Linked DNA regions of Homo sapiens: region 1 is linked to region 2. Evidence: read pairs that join two places in POLR2A ChIA-PET (ENCODE). Cell type or tissue: IMR-90. All regions are shown on one strand. Links, peaks and the distances in the headings refer to the core of each region. The heading gives the core; the rest is flanking DNA. Region 1 holds the start of SNORD123 (small nucleolar RNA, C/D box 123). Region 2 overlaps LINC02112 (long intergenic non-protein coding RNA 2112).

Region 1 (2,914 bases), core at 163-2,662, 170 kb before region 2:
TTAAACAAACAAAAGTATTTAGTTATCTTTTCAAAGTAAAATATAGCTTTCCCTAAACTGTTTTAGGTGAGCCATGCACACAATGTGAAAGAATGAAGAAACCAACAAAACACTTGGTGAAAATGATGAATTCTGGGGCGCTGATTCATGTGACTTGAAAAATGCCATCCATTTCCTGATTCACCTCAATTCTGTTCGGAACTATGAAAGATCATTTATGTTTCTGCACTAATTGACCAATTTTGTCTTGTCTTTACTTCCCTCCCTAGTGCTTGAATTTCAGCCACATCCCTAAGCTGCCATCTCAGACCAGAGGAACAGGGAGGGGGGCTTTCTGGAAAGAACATCACCTGGAAGAAATCAGGACATGACTGTGGGCCATGAGTGACCTTCAAAGGAAAGCCGGGTATCTGTGGTCTTTAAGATGTGGTAAGATTGTATTAAAATTATAGAAAAAAACCTCAATCCAGAAATCGTGGCCTCTTGACATTTACATCTTAACTGCATTTTCCTACCAATGAGATGCATTACAATCATCCTCCATAAGTGTTCTCTTTTTACCCCTGTTTCCATTCTTTTAGATCCATGACATTTAAAAACTGAAGAAATGGAAAGATCATCTGATCAGGCCCATCAGTCTTTTTCCTAATGCTAAACATTGGTACAAAGACGTGAAGTTTGATGTCTCACTAAGATTGCCTAGGGCTGCTTTATTGCTCACCTACTTCAAAGTATTGGGAAAACATGATTATGGGTACAGGTGATGCTGTGTTGCCCCCAGACAGGTTTCTTTTGTCAGGTTCTTTTGATGGATTAGGAACCTACAAGTGGGGAGATTTTAGGGAAATAGCCCCTCCACTTGGATTTCACCAAAACGTCTTTAGGGTTCTCTTACCCCAAGAAACACGCATTCCTCTTTAGTGTGGCAGCCCACTCTATTGGCAAAGTTAAGCAGACCAGTTTTACTAAAAAGGAGCCACCCAGAAACTTAGACAGAAAATACTTGAGGCACAGATGAGAATGAGCACAAATGTGCATAGCAAGTGCAGTTTCCTGGCCCTTAAACTGAAGGGCCAGGTCAGTCTGCTCCTCCAGGCACAGCCTGGGACCCCATCATGTGCCCCACTCTGCAGTCTGAGCTTCCACTCAAGTCCACCAGGGCCTGCCTCACATATATATACAAGACCCAATGTCAGAGTCTGCCTCTGCCCATGTCTGGTCAGAGGGTTGCACTTTGCCACTGCTACATGTTCCCAGAGGTTGGCACAGCATGACCTGGACCTCACCTAACCCAGGCAAACTCTGCTCATCTTCGAGCTCTCTGGAACCCATTTCTCAAGGGAGAACCACATTCCCCCACCTCACAGCCAAGTTCAAGGAAGCAGCCTGGCTAAAGCAATGACTCAAGGATACCAGAAGCAGAGCACGCATTTAAGAAGATGCGCTGACTCGCAGGAGCAGCTGACTCTTCTTAAGAAGAGTTTACTGATTCTTCTTTCAGTACGGGCCTTTTAATAAGATATTGTATTTTACTTCAGCTATGGGTGCAGACAATTAAAGGATTCTAGAAATCTGAAAGTGTTTTGCCTTGTCCTCTTGGTTAAATTTCTGGATATATTGTCTAGCAACTCAATTTGCTTAAACAAAATTGTTGTGTCAAAAAAGCCCAAGTCATCTTTTATAAGTGTGGTCTGGGGAGAAGAAAAAAATGCTAAGTTTAAAAGATTTTTGGAATATCTGAAGAAAATACAGATAGCTTGTAATGGAGATGAAGCCTCTGGATGGTTTCCAGGGTGTTATTTTCCGACATTGAGTCTTGTATATATCTTGAATGTCTATAAGCAAAGAATGGCTATACTGTTTTTAAAAAGATATGTTTTATACTTATTAACCAATGTCCTCTCTATTCCTCTGCCTTTGAAAATAGAGCTTTGGGGGAAAATAAGTACCTTTGGAAATATGTTTTCAAAAATAATATTCATCCTGCTTAGATTTAGAAGCACAGATTACTCTGCCTTAGTTTACTTCATTATTTACCAGAGAGATTAACTCAAAATAACCTTGAGTTAATGAAAAGATGATTAAGTGAAATTAAACCCAAAAGTAAAATGTCTCCTGAGCAAATCCATAGAAAGAAGAGCCATCAAGCATCCAGTGGGCCCTCCATCAAGTGTTGTTTCAGGCCCTCCTTTCCAATCCATTCTCATTACCATAATTCACAGTGTCAGTGTCTCTCACCCAAACTACCAACACCTCCTCTTACCGTCTTCCTGACTCCAGTTCCAGTGATCATTCCCCAATCAGCAGCATCACACCCACCCCTCACACATACATCATCATCATCATCATTACCGTTAATAACACAGACCTGATTTTATTTGAATTGGAAACTACTTGGCTTTAAAAAAAAAAACTCCCTTGCAGCTAGGTGAGGCCATAGAACTCAGCCATAACCAATAAGATATAAGTGGAGTAGGATTCTAAGATAGGCTTTGTAAAAGGGGGCAGACAACTAAATGGGCATGGTCTTTCCTGTCCTTCTCTCCTACTTCTGGATTCCCACCTGGAAGTTGATTGTGATGGTGGAAATACCAGGCACTGGTCGGGTGCGATGGCTCATGCCTGTAATCCCAGCACTTTGGGAGGTCAAGGTGAGTAGATCACCTGAGGTCAGGGGTTTGAGACCAGCCTGACCAACATGGTGAAACCCTGTCTCTACTAAAAATACAAAAATTAGCCTGGCATGGTGACACGCACCTGTAGTCCCAGCTACTCGGGAGGCTGAGGCAGGAGAATCTCTTGAACTGGGGAGGAGGAGGTTGCAATGAGCCAAGATCAGGCACCTGCACTCCAGCCTGGGTGACAGAGTGAGACTCTGTCCCAAAACAAACAAACAAAAAATGAAATGCCAGGC
Region 2 (2,914 bases), core at 93-2,592:
GAACAGAAGAGCTTTGAACTGGATGGGAGACTGAAGCTTTCCCTCTACCTAGATTGTTAATACCTGACAGTGAATCTCCTCTTACAAACTGAGCCAGAGCATCAAGAAGGCTATGAACGAATCTCCCTGAGATGCCTTCAGTGAGCAGGGAAGGGAAAGCCAACAGAGCAAGATTGAAATATAAGTGGGAGAAAAGTAAAGCCATTTCCTGTTTATATACTTCAGCCTTCAGAGGCCACAAAAAACCAGCTACATACGATTATGTTATTTCGGAGCCTCCAAATGGAGTGACACATACTCTTTTACTGCCAATTACCAAGGCGTGGAAGGTGGAGAGAGGACTCTCTAGCTCCTCTGCTCCATCTCTTTGTGGCTATCACATTGGCTTCAATACAATGTGACTTAGGTACCCAAATTATTCTAGTATTGAGACAGGCAAGTGTAAAGAGGTCCCTGGAGAAACTTCAACCAGCCTGGTCACTGGGAGGAATGTGCGCTGGGGAGGAGCCTCGGGAAGTCTGTGCCATTTTGCAGCAGGGAGGAGCCTGGCCTCTCTTGTTCTGGGGTGGGGAAACTGGGATTCAATCTGTGAGGCAGGAAGCCAGCTAGCAGGACTCTGGTTTTGCTGAGAGTCCCTGTTTCCCTTTTTTCCCTTTTCACCCAATAAACCCTGCTTTTCTCACCCTTCAAAGTGTCTCTGAGCCTAATTTTTCATGGTTGTGTGACAAGGACCCTGCTTTTAGCTAACTAAGGAGAAAGTCCTACAACAATATAGTGGGACAAAACCCAGAGACAACAATCGATTTCAGCCAATCCAGATTCTACCAAGTCTGTAAACAGTACATATATTATATATATATATATATATGCTTACAGTTACTTCCAAACCTCTTTTTCTCATAATCACCCAAACCTAGACTAATGAGTTCCCCCATTTCTGCTCTCAAAATTTCTCCAAACAAGCCCTTTTCTCTAGGGGTACAGAATTCCTCATAAGCTGAATTTGTACCTTCTCTTTGTACTGTAATCTATGATCATGCATAAGTCTTTCTCTGAAGGGGAAAAAATGACAACTTTTGACTTGAAATCCAGCTCTGGATTTACCTAGAAGTCAAGCTTGTTAAAATATGGTCCTCAGGGTTTAGAAGACGAGGGTGAGCTAATTCTGAGTCTCAGCCTGCCTACCAAACCAGCCATACGATCGATACGGAAGACAGATAAAACCACACAGGACTCATGCCTTCAGCATGACCAGACAACAGAGAACACTGCAACCTTCAAATTGCCTGAAAGTAACAAATTCCAACAGAACTCTCACCACCTACTCATAGCTGCTAAGAGCCTGTGGATGCAGAGAGCAGAGAGGGAAGCAGAAAAGAGCTAAGAAAATAAACAGAGGGAGCAGAGGGCCACGAGGAAGCACAAACTCACCCTAGAAAGAGGAAATGAAATAGACAATGCAAAACAACCCAATACCAGTCAGGACTTGGAGATGCATAGGAAGGCACTGGAGAGTGGGTGGGGCCAGAAGGGGTGGCCTCAGAACATACTACTTGTGGGGGATAATCAGATCTAAAGAAAAGATCTGATGTTCCTTGGAGATGAGACAGAGACGGGAAAGAAGGACTTAAGAAGGGGGAATAAGGAGCCTGCAGAAACACAACAGTAAACTAGAATAAGTGGAGAGACCCCTTGCTCTTGATTTGGAGGTCTCGGTGTTATCAAGATGTCAGTTCTCCCTAATTTATAAATGTAGTGCAAGACCAACAAAAATTCTAAGGAGCTTTTTAATGGAGACAGACACATTAGAAAACAACACACAAGAATATCTAGGAACACATCAAAAAGGAATAACTTGGTGGGGGTGAGAAAGGGATAATACCGCTACCAGATGTTAAAACATAATATAGACTTCCCACAATTAAAACAGAGTGGCACTGGCACATGAATAGACTGACATCAAAGAAACAATAAAATGTCAAGGAAAAGATGAAAAAAAAGAATTTCCATTTGGAAAAACATAAAAGTAGATCCATCCGTCAAACCCTACATAAGAATGAACTCTGAATGAATCAGAAATGTAAATGTAAAAATAAAAGGACATATACTAGAAAAAAATAAATTCTTCTACAACCTATGTATATAGTAAAAGGCTAGGTCTGACTTAAAATTTAAATGCAATAAAATACTAATATGTTTGTTTGCATAAATTAAAATTTTAAAAAAGGTTGTATGGAATAACTACACCATTAGTAAATTTCTTTTTATTTTATTTTTTATTTTAGATGGAGTCTCACTCTGTTGCCACGCTGGAGTGCAGTGGCTTGATCTCGGCTCACTGCAACCTCTGCCTCCCGGGTTCAAGCAATTCTCCTGCCTAAGCTTCCTGAGTAGCTGGGACCACAGGCACACGCCACCATGCCCAGCAATTTTTTTTTTTTTTTTTGTATTTTTAGTAGAGACGGTGTTTCGCCGTGTTGGCCAGGATCGTCTTGATCTCCTGACCTTGTGATCTGCCCACCTTGGCCTCCCAAAGTGTTGGGATTACAGGCGTGAGCCACTGCGCCCAGCCACCATAAGTAAATTTTTAAATGACAAAATGGAAGAAAAATTTGCAACATACATTGCAAATAGAAGAATTAATGTCACTAATGTACAAGGCACTTTGCAAAATCAAGGATCAAAAACCAAAAGTCCTACAGAAAAATGGGCAAACACATGAAAAACTATTCATTAAAAGAAACAGATACATGGCCTAGAACCATATGAAAAGATGCTCAATTTTGTTTATAATAAAAGTGCACCAAGAGGCTGGGTGCAGTGGCTCACACCTGTAATCCCAACACTTTGAGAGGCAAAGACAGGAAGACTGCTTGAGGCCAGGAGTTTAAGACCAGCCTGAGCAACACAGACA

What was found. ChIA-PET counts read pairs that join two places held together with the same protein. Peaks named below come from ENCODE experiments on the same cell type or tissue, not always from the same donor. Only the 100,000 strongest peaks of a DNase experiment are listed, where the experiment ranks them.
Region 1: POLR2A ChIA-PET joins it to region 2 with 10 read pairs; 2 of 35 experiments call an interaction of 5 or more read pairs at or near these places.

The regions. Positions count from the first base shown.
Region 1 is chr5:9,548,721-9,551,634 of GRCh38, forward strand. SNHG18 (small nucleolar RNA host gene 18) reads left to right here. Exons shown (of 3, transcript NR_045196.2): 2 at 270-429; 3 at 582-1,578. It overlaps SNORD123 (small nucleolar RNA, C/D box 123), which reads left to right and starts at 107; the gene lies at 107-194. In IMR-90, for the core only: no CTCF peak of the experiment used is centred there; a DNase peak (open chromatin) is centred at 1,431.
Region 2 is chr5:9,715,697-9,718,610 of GRCh38, forward strand. All of the region lies in intron 5 of LINC02112 (long intergenic non-protein coding RNA 2112), which reads right to left. It also overlaps a transcript of TAS2R1 not described here. Among named protein-coding and RNA genes, the nearest start is that of TAS2R1, 87 kb to the left of the region's middle. In IMR-90, for the core only: no CTCF peak of the experiment used is centred there; DNase peaks (open chromatin) are centred at 245, 525 and 1,325; H3K4me3 peaks cover 424 bases; H3K27ac peaks cover 1,085 bases.